Linked DNA regions of Mus musculus: region 2 is linked to region 1. A link is a contact called in ENCODE Hi-C or POLR2A ChIA-PET data. All regions are on one chromosome and are shown on one strand. Each heading gives the region's core, a stretch centred on a gene start or an enhancer-like site at or near the end of the contact. The rest is flanking DNA. Distances are from core to core; before and after follow the strand shown.

What was found. A loop is a pair of places that touch in the nucleus more often than their neighbours do. ChIA-PET counts read pairs that join two places held with the same protein, here RNA polymerase II (POLR2A).
Region 2: a map of heart shows a loop between it and region 1 (2.1-fold over the local background). The contact joins two enhancer-like sites. A Hi-C loop is called at or near these places in 1 of 37 maps with a recorded cell type or tissue (heart). POLR2A ChIA-PET finds 5 or more read pairs at or near these places in 2 of 5 experiments (Patski and embryonic stem cell).

Annotation. Positions count from the first base shown.
Region 1 is chr16:24,432,305-24,439,349 of GRCm38, forward strand. The region is part of intron 1 of Lpp (LIM domain containing preferred translocation partner in lipoma); the gene reads left to right. Among named protein-coding and RNA genes, the nearest start is that of Gm24440, 29 kb to the left of the region's middle. Within about 2 kb of position 2,536, at least 2 of the 3 ENCODE cell types and tissues checked have a DNase peak (open chromatin) inside an H3K27ac peak, as active enhancers do; they include heart, where a contact is called at or near this core.
Region 2 is chr16:24,479,488-24,486,532 of GRCm38, forward strand. All of the region lies in intron 3 of Lpp (LIM domain containing preferred translocation partner in lipoma), which reads left to right. Among named protein-coding and RNA genes, the nearest start is that of Gm24440, 77 kb to the left of the region's middle. Within about 2 kb of position 4,377, at least 2 of the 3 ENCODE cell types and tissues checked have a DNase peak (open chromatin) inside an H3K27ac peak, as active enhancers do; they include heart, where a contact is called at or near this core.

The DNA.
Region 1 (7,045 bases), core at 1,286-3,785:
CTTAGAGTGAGCCTATGTGACATGCTCAGTGGAGTGGAATTTTAGGATGGCTTCTTTATAGTAAGGAAAGTTGAGACTCACTGAGAAGTAAAGTCTGAGACCTGTGTGAACAACAGCTCCTCTGACTAGTTGGTGACAGCATGTTTTACCACCTCTCTGTTTCCCCAAAAAGATTGACAACATTTGTGACTTTTAAAAGAAGAAGAAGGGATGGAAATTATGCTGCTAATGTTAACATTAAGCTATATCAATGCCTTATTCTTAATATAGCCTAAGACTCATACCTAAAATGTACTTGATTGAGGGAAGAAACCTGGTGAAAATTTCCTAAATTTCTCAATGAAATGACAACGTAGCTCATGCATTTGATTTTTTATTCATCCATCTAGATGTACTTCTTCATGTTTTTAAAGATGCACTGTGTGGCAGGCACCATACTGAGCCCCGATTCATCCATGCTAGATCAGAATGACATATGGTAGGGGAGAACTCAAAATGTGGATACCTCAAATTGACATGTACATGTAAAATTCTCATCGGATTTCAAAAGCTTAGTATCCAAAAGATATAAAATATCTTTTATTTTTTATTTTATTTATTTATTTATTTATTTATTTATTTATTTTCGAGACAGGGTTTCTCTGTGTAACCCTGGCTGTCCTGGAATTCACTTTGTAGACCAGGCTGGCCTCTAATTCAGAAATCTGCCTGCCTCTGCCTCCCAAGTGCTGGGATTAAAGGTATACGTAAATAAATTTTGTTTTTGTTACTTTGAAATGGTATTTGGGTGTGTTGTAATAAATGGAATACACTAATAAAATTAATTTCTGTTACTTTTCAAAAATGTGACTGGCCAGGAAGTACACAAGATGATCTGTGGTACACACTGTGCCCTGAGGTCAAGGGTAGTCTAAAGAGTCAGGGAGGAGACATGGAGTCTTTGTGGGATGCTGGTCTCTGAGCTCCTCTTTATTTATCTTTACACATGTGTCTATGTTCTTCTTTCTTTTTGTCCGAACCTGTTTCAGTCTGGAGAGAGGTGCTCCACTCCACTGTGTGATGCCAACTCTAGTACTTGCCAGCATAGTTTCTCCTGGCCTTTGTATTATTCTCTCTCTCAGTCTGATGTCCTTAGCTTTTCTTCCAGATTTCCATGCTGGCTTCTGCCCTTCTCACATGCCAGAGGGGTAGGGGCTCCAGAACTTTGTCTTGGGTTGTCTTTGAATCTGTGTTCCTGCCGGGTGCGTGAGGTTTTCTGGTTTGGAACTCGTGAGCTGGAGGCCCACGTATGAATGACGTCACTGCCTCTTGGACATTGCACTTGGAAGTCTTTAAAGAGACTCAGTATGTCACTGTCACTGTGGGAAGCAAGTCACTGCTAGCGGAACACAAGGGGTGGGGGGAGGGGTGGGGGCATGGGATGCAGGATGCCCTGTCTTCAGCTTGTATTGTCAGCTATGGTGGCAGCCACTCCACAACCCTCCCTTCCTGTCGTCCTTTAGGGCCCCTCCCGAGCTCAGCCTTTCTCTTAGCATTCTCAGCTGGCCTTCTTTCCTGGTCCTGCCCTTTTTGATTGTGTTCTCTGTTCCTCACGAGTGGAATTATAGACTCAGGAACATGTTCTGGCCTACCTCTATTTTTCAAAGTCTCTAATTTCTTCACCCAGAGTAAAATTCCAAATGTTTTGCATCTATTAAAGGGGAGAGTCAGCAGGTGGTAGCCGTGTCTTCAGGCATGTACCTGGATTCTCTGTCACCTTCTATGGCTTGACACTTGCATTTTCTCCTCTGAAACATTGCCCCCGTCGCCTGCTCATTCCCTTTGGGACTACGGTCCCCTGTGACCTTTGACCTTACTTATCTCTGCTTCCTCCTTTTTGGGCCTCTGTTGAACTTCACTGCTTTTCCTGGAGGGGAAGGGACATTCTTCTCATTTCTGTATCTTTAGTCATTTGTGCCTGACTAAGTGCTCTAGAGTAAGGGGTGCGGGTGTGGTGGGGTGGAATTTACTCAGGTAGCAGTGTGAATGGGGAGGGTCCTAGAAGAGGTGGTCCTTGCTCGGCTGGGGTGACAGGGTGCAGAGGAGATTCTAGCGGTCTTCTAGTCTACTGTGCTGTGTGCTGTAGGGTACAGAGGTACTGCAGAGGCCTGTCTTTCTGTCAACACTGTCCTTTTTGTAGAAAGCTAAGGATAGTCACCTCAGGGGTCTATTTGGGCAAGTGCCCGCTCTTTGCCTGTGAGCTGGGTTATACAACTCAGGAAGCTTTCTCAGCACACAGCTGGCATTGCAAGCAGCCTTCTCAGTCCTTGCTGTGAGCTGCCTCGGAGGGAAGAAAGCCGAAATGGCTGCTTGCATTTGTCTTTAGTTCTCCTGTGGAGTTGCGCTTTTGGATAGCAGCGAGGTGAACTCAGCAGCCAGAGACAGGAAAGAGCCTAGTGAGTCATTGCAGTCCCTAATGAGGTGCATGAGGGACCCCTTCCTGAGAGTGAGGGTCAGGTGAGGTCGTGCTTTGCCTGGGGTGAGTTTTGCCTTGGGGCTCCGGTTGGCACTGGAACAGAGCTGAGCTAATTTTACCCACAGGAGCTGACTGTGCTGAAAAGCAGGGTTTCTGACATTGGCCTTATCATCTTGCTATGCCCAGAGGTACAGCCCTGGTGTGTCTGGACTGCTTTCCCCTGTTCAAGTGAGATACATTTCCCATTAAATGTGCTTGTGGGGGAGCATGGGAAGTGCATTGGCTTCGGTACAATGCTGGAGAGATGGGCTGGGATCCTGACTCTTTACCTTGTACACCAGGCACCAGGGTTTACAGTTGAATGAGTCTCGGATTGCTCATGCACCGACATACTTGGTGACATGACTAAGTGGTGGCTACTTCGTTTGTATTGGTTCTGTGAGGAAAGTGTCATTTCTGTCCCTGTTCTGCATATAAAGAGACATTCACAGAGAGCTCAGGCCACCAGCGAGACCTGACAGAGCTGGGAATTGAATCTGTGCCAGAGATTCCAGGGTGTACACTCCTAGCCACTGGAGCTTGCAGTCTTGATGCGCTAGGTAGGAGTTTTTGCTTATTTTTTAGCCAGGATTGAGTGTTTCTGACCTGCGTGTCATGTCTGAGGCCTTGAGCTCCATGCTGAGCAGGCAGGCAGTGGAGCTGTGTTGGGGATGAGGTCACACTAGCAAGGAGGAAGTGCTGGGTAGTCAATAGCTGCAGAGATGGCTGCAGTTTCTGGGTAGCTCTCAGTTCATCCTCACAAGCCCTTCAGCAGTTAGCCTTCCTAATCATGCTCAGCCAGCCCTCTTACAGATGAGAGCACAGAGGCCCGCAGAGGCCATAGTCCTCAGTGGACTCACTAGGCAGATGTAGAGTTGAGCAAGGCTCTTGGTCTGTGTCTGTTTATCTTCAATTCCCCCATTAACTCTGCTGTGTCCCCTAGTTGTAGTAACAGATAGAACCTGTACCTTGTTTCCAACCACGCAGTGGAGCCATTTCCATACAAGATCGTCTATGGACTTCATCAGTGTAGGAAGAAATGGTCTGAGCAGGGATGGGTGAAGCTGAAAGAATAGTCAGGGCTGCAAACTTAGGGCATATAACAATCACATATGCTCATGAGTTTTCTGGGTCAAGAATTTAGGCAGGACAAAGAAGGAGGAAGAAATCTGCCTACATGGCCAGAGCTTTTGTTTTACAAGGCCTGTGGTCTTGGCTGGAGGAATTAAAGGTTGGGCACTAGAGACACGCAATGCTGACAGTCACAGGTCAGGATGGCTGGATATGTTCTCCAGGATAGATTTTCTTCGCAGCATGCACTTAGTTTGATGGCCTTAAAAGGAAGGTTGAAGGAAGGAGGAAAGGGACAGGGATATGGGAGGGAGGGAGGGAAGAAGGGAGGGAGAGGCAAATAGAGGGAAGGAAGGAGGGAGGGTGAATCCTGACCAACATGCTGTTGTTAGCCAGTAGTTGTTAGTCAGAGGCTGTGTTTCTCTTCTCCATCGGTTGGAGCAGACTCAAACTCACCCATGTTTCAGGGGAGGGGACTTCAACTCTTGCTGCAGTGGCAAAACTCTGTAAGTGCTGGACATGTTGCTGGGGTCACCGGTCAAAGCACCGTTCATCTTTTGGCCAAGATAAGAGAAAGGAGCAAACATTTCTCAAGTCCTGAGCATGGCGCCGGGTGAGGCTGGATGGTCCAGGAGTGCAGCAAGCAAGCCTAAGAGGTGTGAATCTGGAAAACTGTCCAAGCTAGAACCTTTAAGGAAGAGGTCAATAATTTTGCCATAAGCAGGCTTTGTTTTCTGTGGCTTGGTGTTTACATTGACCATAAGCTTGTTGGGTAACTGACTAGATTATTATACCTGTTACATCAGTTTGAGAGTTCTAGATTTATTGGCTTATTGCAATCAAGTGAGGTATTTTTGCCTGTGCATAGGAAACATCTTAGGACGTAGAGTGAGACACATGAGATACAGAGGAATGGATCAAGGAACCAGCTCTTTCTTTTTTTTCTTCCTGTATCTATTAGAAGTGACACTTGGAGAAGCATTCTGTATAGTTTAAGTGGAAGGAATTAATTCAAAGCACGAGGTGCTAACAAAATGGTTGAAAAGATGAGAAGAGTGGGAGTCAGCAGGTGGTGTCTGCAGCTGTGGGGTCTGAACTGATTATATTGCCATGACTAGGGACAGTGAACATGTGATTAGGAAGCCACGGTTGCGGTGCCTGACACTTTGCTGTCCCACCATCCCTGTAGCTGGTATCTGGCCGTGACATTGCCTGTGCAGAGGCTGTTTGACGCCTCCCTTGCACAGTGCCATTTGGGGATGGAAAGAGGAGCAGGAAGGTTTGGATTCACTGTCCTGTCACTATCTCACACAAGAGCTTCTCAGTGGTGGAGCCTTATCGCCTAGTTTTGAGAGAGTGGCAGAAATGCCACGTGCAGCAGGATGCTCTTCTGTAGTGCTGCAATACCTCAGGGCAGGAAAATGGCCCCTTAGCCAACTGAGAGGATATATGTGCCCCTAGCTCATTCATTTAGAAATCTCTAGAGTTATTATCCTGAAATGCTTAATGTTTATAAGTCATCTAGATATCATAGCAATATAATTAAGTATAATATCTACTATTTAAGTTTATTTATATAACTTAATATGCTTAATATCCCAGAAGAGCAGGCTGTTTACCTACATTCAGTTTCTTGATTTGCGTTTTCCTTAGTTTTGACGAGAGTGGTTCATTGGTGATGTTCCAGTTCATTCTAGTCTCTTTCTAGGCTCCATGCACTCACACAGGTTTTTGGTTTTTGAACACATAATTTGTTTTCAGGCTTTTAATAAACACTGACTATAACCTGACCATGAGCCTTACTTGGCAATACGCAGAGATTCAGCCTGGATTCTTCCTTTGGGAGCCCCTACCAGGCAGGGAATAAATCAAATGCGAAGTAAGAATCGTCCAGGAAGATCATGATTGATGTTCTACACAGGAGGTTGGCACATTCAGGGAAAAGGACCGTTCTAAAGGGCTAGGAATGAAGGTGCTCTGTAGACCTGGGAGTCAGAGCTGGAAGCAGTGCCATCTCTTTTTGGGGATTTGAGAATGCACAGGAGTATTCTGTTGTCTTAGTCCCCAGAGGGTGGGTCACCATTGGTATTTAGAGGGCATGGTCAAGGGTGCTAGGTGCCCTTTAATACGGGAGTCACAGTGAATAAATAACTCACTTTCTCTAAAAGGCAACCCCAGTCCTGATGAGAATTACTAATGTTCATTGAGGGGCATGCAGAGTATGAGTAGGGAATGGAGGGTCCAACAGAAGCCAAGACTTCACCTAAGAATGTGGGTTGTATGGCAGTGTGGTCTGCTTATTATGGGAACAGAAGGTTGAGGATAGGTTCTGGAGACACTGGGACTTTGTCACCTTTCGGAACCACATCACATAAGATAGTGGAGCAATCTGTGAGAGCACAGACCCACTCTTCATTCCATGGACATCAGCAGTGTGTTTTCATGAATGCCCCAGATAACTGATTTCCAGAACTTGGCTTTAGTGACCCCTGGCTTTAGCTTGGAATAGGATCCGGGAGTTCTGGGAGAGCCAGGCAGTCAGTATTAGCTCTTTATAGAATAATCAGGGGCTATGCTGGCCTGCCATGGCATTATTACCTCCATAGCTAAACAAGCATGCGGTGGCCAGGTAGTCGCAGTAGGTGCTTTTCTAACCAGAGAAGAAGATCTTCCAAGTGTCCTCCAGGAAAGCACGTTGTTCCCTCTACTCCCTTGTGGACCATCTAGGTCATGAAGCATGCCAGGTGCACACTGCACCCTTCATATTACTGCATCTCGAGTTGATTATTAATTGCCAGTCAAACCAGCAATTTGCTGACAGTGTGCATGTACTGTGACTATGACTGCCTTTGTTCTTGGGGAATGACTTGCTGGTCTGTGATGATGGCTGTGGAATGGTTGCTTTTCCCTGTGGTGTTTTTTTTTTGTTGTTGTTTTGTTTTGTTTTTTTGTTTAAGCTCTGCATAGTTTTCTGACATTCTGGTTAGGTCTTCTAGTCTTCCATGACATTGAAGGTTGGGTAGGGAATCTTAGGGATGGAACTGAGTGTGAGTGTGTGTGTGTGTGTATGTGTGTGTGTGTGTGTGTGTGTGTGTTGGCAGGACTCCTGGTTTCATTTCTGACAGGCTTTTCAGGGTGACGTGAAGAAGGCATGCGGATGGATGGATTGATTTTATGGATAAAGAACCTGTGTTTCAGAGAATGAAAGTGACTTGCCTAGGGTCTCGGGTGAGCTGGCTTAGGACCCCTCCCCCTGAAATGCCCCCTTAATTGCAGGACTTCAATTGCATCCTGCTATGGGGGAGGGAGTTCAGTGCACATGCTGTGGAGTCACAATGTGGCATGTGACTTTTGGCTGAAATACGTGTTAGAGGGTATGTCAGTAGGCACCGTGGTTTTATCTGACAGGCATTTAAACAGGGGAGACACGGAAAGAACTCTTGTCACCGAAAGAATTCCAGATGCATTATTGAAGTGATT
Region 2 (7,045 bases), core at 3,127-5,626, 49 kb after region 1:
ATGTTGCCAGTGTAGCCTGGAACTACCTGATGTCTCTGAGACAGGGCCACCTGTACCCTCTGGACCACTCTGTTTGCATCTCTCGGTCATCGTTTTAGCTCCCGATAACCCCTTTAAATCAGCAAAACAGGGTTTTAGAGGGTTTAGAGGGTTTAACTGACTTGAGGTAACCAGATGCCCAAGGCAGCCCGTGATTAGCTCAATGCACTATTCACAAGTCTCTGGGGGCAAGAGTTTCATTCATTGGCTTGCTAGTGTCATTGCTGGTGTTGTGCCTGTGTGTCAGATTCTGTACAAGTTGAGTTAGTTTTCAGAGTCATTGTATAGTGAAGGACGACTGAGGCAGAATTGGAGGCACTAACATCTCATGTCCATCAGGCACAAGGTATAGAAATCCTTCACTGCCCCTCCTTAGGTTAGCTGAAAGATATGGTCTGTCTAACACCACTCCCAAAGCACGGCTGTCTTCCAGCATGCTGATCTCTTAAGCATACATACAGGGATACCTGGTATTTAGACCTCTGAAGATGTTAAATATACTATATTGTTTGTCACTGTGGGGTTTCCCTCCTCTGTGCCATCATGGCTATCTCAGATAGATCATTATACCATACTTACTCATGATGCTTCCAAAACAAAGTGGAAGCTACTGGCAGCCTTGCCTGTTCCATGTAAGGATGTTGTAAAATGTTAGAGTGATCTTATAAGCACTGCTCCTGCTGCAGTGTCTCACTGCCTTGCAAGCTTCTTGGTTGGTTCAGTAAGAGGTTATGAATCAAGTCAAAGGTAGTAGACCTTTAGTCGTCTGAGCTCACCTACTGTGTGAGTTGTCTGAACTCAACTACTGTGTGAGTTGTCTGAGCTCACCCACTGTGTGAATTGTCTTGAGCTCAACTACTGTGTGAGTTGTCTGAGCTCACCCACTGTGTGAGTTGTATGAGCTCACCCACTGTGTGAGTTGTCTGAGCTCACCCACTGTGTGAGTTGTATGAGCTCACCCACTGTGTGAGTTGTCTGAGCTCACCCACTGTGTGAGTTGTCTTGAGCTCACCTACTGTGTGAGTTGTCTGAGCTTACCTACTGTGTGAGTTGTCTGAGCTCACCTACTGTGTGAATTGTCTTGAGCTCAACTACTTTGTGAGTTGTCTGAGCTCACCTACTGTGTGAGTTGTCTTGAGCTCACCTACTGTGTGAGTTGTCTGAGCTCACCTACTGTGTGAGTTTATCCTGGGAAAGTACTAAAGAAGAAACTAAATATTGCATTTTGCCAGAAACTAAATATTGCATTTTGCTGTGCCTGCTAGACACTTGCACACTCTACCTGGCACTCAGTATACATACGCCCTCCATTATAGATGGAGGCGTAGAGACCTACGGCTGTTCTGCAGGTCCCAGAGCTGAGGCTCATTCCTGTGCAGATAGCCTTGGAGTATGTTCATTCCCATACAGCTGCTGCCCACCACGTGTCAGATGATTATGCAGTCTCTAAGCTTCTCATGGGTCTGGGCAAGCAAGATCTATCCAGGGCTTGAAAGTCTCCTGAAGATTTTTCTGACCTCTCCCATCCCTCCCTACTACACACTCTATATGCAGACCTTTCTGCATGCATATTGTAATGGTTGCACATTTGTCTCTCTTGTTAGATATTTGGCTGCAGTGTCTAGTTGGGTGTAGGGGCCTGATACCTATGCCTTGAAGATTCTGCTGTCTCTTCCATGCTGTATTTGCTGCTTTTCCATGTGGGCCCTAAACGCCCATAAATCTTAGAGTTAGAGAACCCAGTTCAAGAGCATCCTGATATGGCTTCTGCTTTAATATTTAAGCGAAATCTGCCCTTTGTTTTAGCTCTAAATTTCACTGTTTGGAGGGGAAAGCTACCATGCGCACCTTGTTAGTATTTTGGTCCATTGAGTTTGTGTGTTGTAATCATTGTGTGTATGATCAGAGATGATAACACCATTGTGACTGAACAGGAACATAAAAACGTTCAATGTGAGCAGATAAGTATTTCAGAGTTGCTGTTGATGTCTAGATGTGTTCTTCCCAATGTAGGTGAGCAATTTGGATTCAGTGTGGAGTGAGAAATCATTTTAAAGTGTTTTGTACTCTTTAATTAATCAATTGAAATATTAACATAAAATTATGAGTAAAATGTTACAATGATGGTTGTGCAAGCTATTTTATGGATAAAACATCTCATTAACAATAGATGTAGTTAAACAATTAAAGAAATTGGTGGTTCATATATATTTAGAGTAACTAAATTTCAGTTAATCTGGGAAGAACAGTATATCCTTTTGAAGCCATCAAGTGATTATGAAATATGAATCGAATGGCAATATTTTCATGAGCTTAGATTGTATTATAATTATAATGGTTATAGGACTGCTTGATGAATTCATGTGTAACATTAAACAGAATGACCATTAAGAAATATTTTAAATTTTAATTATTTCACTTTACCTCAGGCCATAAATCTTTTAAGAAAAAGTCTACTTAAGAATTTCACATGTAGTAATTGAAGGGACGGAGTTGCTCTATCCCTCAGAACTCTAATCAGGAAACTTTCTGTTATTCTTAGAGGAGTTCAGATGAGGACATTTGGTGATGGACTTTAGGCATGGCTTTGGCTGAATACTGTAAATACATTAAGCCATTTGGTGATGGATCAATCCTTGTGGCAATAGATCTTTATTTGTCTAGGGAGGTGCCAGTGCCACTGGGGAAGGTCCTCAGCGTCCTTGGACCAGTTTACCTATAAATGGCTTCCATATCCACTACCTTCTCATCCTCTTGCCTGTTTCAGATGTGTGTGTGTACACACGTATGTACATATATGACCTATACATTGTTTGTCTCCTGCATGTACTTCTAGTCTTTGTTTTCAGCAGATAATCTTGTCATGGAACACAATTTGTAGAGCATTTTATATCCTCATGTTAATTTATTTGCTGCATAATCACTGTGATGTTAACATCATAGCTAATCTTGGATATACTGGAAAAAAACATGTTAGACATACACTGTAATTTTCCACTTTGCAGATGTGGAAACTGAGGCTTGGAGAGGTTGAGAGGACCCTTGGAATAGGAGAGTGTATTTATTTGCTGTTTGCTTAGCTCACTGCAAAATCAATGTGTTAATTACCCACTGCAGTTCTCCAACACCAAGGGCTGGAGACTCAGCTTGTTCACCTCTCCCTCTGCCGTCATGAGTAGAATATGACAAGGTTAGCCCTGGGCCCCCTTTGCAAGAAGAGACCCTTGATTGGTGTTTTCAAGGGTCTGCCGAGAGGTCCAGCCAGTCCCGACCTTGTCATTACAAGAAGCTCATTCTTGAAGCAAAGCCAGGGAAACAGATGTTGCAAGAGAGCGGGCTTTTCTGGAATATTCCTGTGATCCCCGTGCTCAGTGGTCAGTGCTTCCACCTAGCCATCACGCTCTCCCATGGCTGCATGGTAAAATCACCTGGGAGCTTTGGATTCATAACCATGGTTAGGTTTCCCCTTTTAGGTTGGTACTGGAATGGGCTGGGTTGAGGCCCTGGGTCTTAGCTTTCTTCTGCCTGTCTCCTTAGGGAGGAGAACACCTGCTTCTTGTTTTCATTCCTTTTTTTGATGTTTTGAAACCAGCAACCAGTCAATATCACAATGTTACTTACTGAGAGTTTATTTACTGAGCCCTTTTCAGGTGTCCAAGGCAGTGGAGAGGATGGTATAAGAACGGCATGAGTGTACGTTGAATCGAGTGGGCCATCCAGACTGTATCAGTGAGAGCCACCTGAAGACAGAGCAGTGGCCTTTGTCATCTTCCCTTCTTCACTACTTACCTCCACACCAGATTGGCAACCCTGGCCGGATGTCATTTCCAGTCATGAAGTGTCATTCCCCACAGTTGTACTCCGGAGCATACCATGTCTTGTTTACAGTGACTGGGATATTTGTTTGTAGTGTCTCCCTTTTGCTTCCTGCACCAACTTGAATTTACAAAAGATCCACTTCAGTTGTCATGCTCCCTAGGCGCATCCAGTGCATACAGTGACAGTCTGCCTTTCTGCTGTGGAAATACCCAAAGTCCGTCGCCTGTCACTGTGTGTTCTCTCCAAAATTAAGGTCATTCTTCATTGCCCCTGGGTGCCAGCCAGCTGAGCTGTACCCTGGCCTTGGATCTGTCCCATCCCGACTTGTTCCGGTACCTCCTGGTGGTGGAACACTCACTGTCCTGAAGCCACCTGTCATTTTCCCAGCGAGAAATAATCTTCCCTTCACTAGAGCCACACACTGCTCCGAGGGGGAACATTTAGGACTCATCACATTGTACCTCGAGCGTCTGCCACTGTCCACTTCAGGAGGGTGGGGTAGCCTCTGCTTACTTCTGGCACCTTCTGCCGTGCCAGGAACATGGGACTCATTCCAGCATGGATTCCATGAGTAACTGGATCACTTTTAGTCCATCGCAGCAGTTGTACAGAGTTAGCCTCCTGAGCTCTTGGAAGCTCCGGCGAGCATGTGCAAAAGGTCTACTGTGAGGAAGCAAAATCCAGTGACCTAGTTACAGCCTGTTCCCTGCACTCGTGCCTCTGAGGCAGCCCCAGCTTCAGCTTGAAGAGAGATGCTGTCTCTTCAAGGTGCTGGTTGTTGGCATATCTTCCTATGGGGCCACCACCTTCTTCTTTTCTTTTAAATATGATAACAATGAAATGTCATGTAGAAAATCCAATAATTGCTGACTAGAAATCAAAAAGAAAACAAAACTCACCGTGAGCACTTCTAGTTAGAGCTATGAAGCCTGCGCTTGTTTGATCGATGTAGCATTGTAGGGGTATCCTGTGCTGGTGTGTGTCAGTAATAACTGGTAGAGATGGTCGCTGGTTCTATAGGTAGACTGTTTTCATTCTCAGCACAAAAACTGAGCTACAACACATACTGTCACCATTGCTCTGGTGCCAAAGTGGATTTCGTGGTGGCATAGTGATTAAATATCTAGTATTTCAAAGGGCTTGGGTGTCCTTTTTGTGCCTGAGCTGTGCCCCAGCAGCAGCTATATGAAGAAAGCTACAGAACAATGAAATCAACGCGACTGGAGTTCAACACACCGTTTCTGTAGCATTTGGTGTGTAACCTTATGACGGGCAGGGTGTGGCCGACAGTGGGTGCTGGGAAGGCATGCTCTACCCTCTTTTTCTGTTTGGGATCCTAAGAGATTCCAAGGGCTTTTGTTCCTTTGAGGGAAGGTTCTGGAAGACTACAGCTGTCCCTATATTATCCTCATTTATAGTAATGGATCTTAGCTGAGCCAAGCTACAAATGGCAGGAGAGATTTCAAAGAGCATTGCCTAGTGGGGCTGCAGCTCAGTGGCAGAGCCTCTTTAGACCTTGGAGTCAATTCCAAGCACCGGAAAAGAAGAGAAAGAAAGGATACCGCCTTCCAGTGTGCCATGTTTAGCCTAGAGGTGTCTGGGATGGACAGTAAGACTTGGAGCATAGATGCCCTGCCACACCCTGAGGGCAAACGTGTGCTTTTTCCTCTGGAGTCTTTTGTTTTCTTCTAGTTTGCATTTTATTTTGTTCTCTTTTATTTCTAGATGGTCTTATCACTTGAATGATTTCTAAGCACTATAGTGAATTTGAAGCAGGGCAGGAAAATACAAAGTAGAAAATAAAATTTACCCCTGAATACATTCTGCTTTAATGATCGTTGTTAAATTTTTGGAAAAAAGTTTTCTAGCACCCTCGCCCCCCCCCCATTCCTTCCTACTCTCTCTCTTCCCCAGTGTGTCTAAATGTGCACGTGTGCACGTGCTCACATGTATGGCTATGTTTACAGTTTATTTATGTGAGGCATAAATAACCACAGTTTTCAATGCCATGAACTTTTTTACTAAAATGATATGTCTTGTACATTGTTTTTCTTTAAAAACAAAAGATAATTTTGCGTATGACTGTTTTGCTTCCATGTTTGCCTGTGTGCTGCTGTGTATTTGGTGCCTGCAGAAGCCAGAAGAGGGCGCTAGATCCCCTGAAATTGTAGTTACAGATGGTTGTGAGCTGTCAGGTTGATGCTGGGAATCAAACTCAGGTTCTCTGGAAGAGCAGCCAGTGCTTTTAACTACTGAGCCATGTGTCCAGCCTCTAGAAACCCTTAAAAAAAAAAAAACCTGAGCAGCAGCTGCTACACATTTGCATTTAACATTGCATATTCAAGTGTAGAGAGATTATGATGCGAAACTGTGGTCCTAAGGAAGAAAAGTTGCTCTTGCAGGGGTAAGGTAGAGGCGCGGTTGGTGAGGTGTGGCCAGCCATCCAAGGTCCTCTTCTTGGCAGTATGGAGAGAGAGGTCCTAACGTACAGTCAGGCAGGGCATGAGAGAAGGAAGATTTGGGGATGTCTGCAGTGAGACTGGGTCAAGAATGAAGAAATGATTCTAAGAATTAGTGATGAGCTGGGAGAAGGACTTAGGAGTTCAAGTAATCACTTGTTGGATAGGCTGAAATGAGGGTACCGGTCTCAGAACTAGATGACTCCAGGAGCAGCTCTAATGGGTACTCAGTGGCCCTTGTGTCATAGAAGATCATATATACATCATGAATATTCTTTTTGAGAATTTCTTGCACATATATAATACTCTTACCCTCTGTCCTCCCATCTCCTTCCCACTCTTGCCTTCCTGCTGCCCTCTCTCCTTCTCCTTACAAGCCCCTCCCTGCTTAGACAGGGGCTTACCCACGTGGGTGTTCAATTCCTGTTCTAAAGTGATCCTCCTGCCTCAGTCCTGTCATTACTCCTTTGACTTTTACCTGTTACCATGCCTGGCACTTGAAAAAAAATAGGGCTTCTCTCCCTCCCTGTTCGTATGTGTGTGTGTGAGTGTGTATATGTATGTATGTATGTATATGTGTATTATTTGTGTATGTATGTGTTTATAATTCATCCATCCATCTGTTTGTCTGCCTTATTTCATCTTTTTAATGGCTACTATTTTACCCCAGATTTAGGATATAGTTTTCTTAAGGTCTGGTAATATTTAAAATCCTTTATAGATTCATG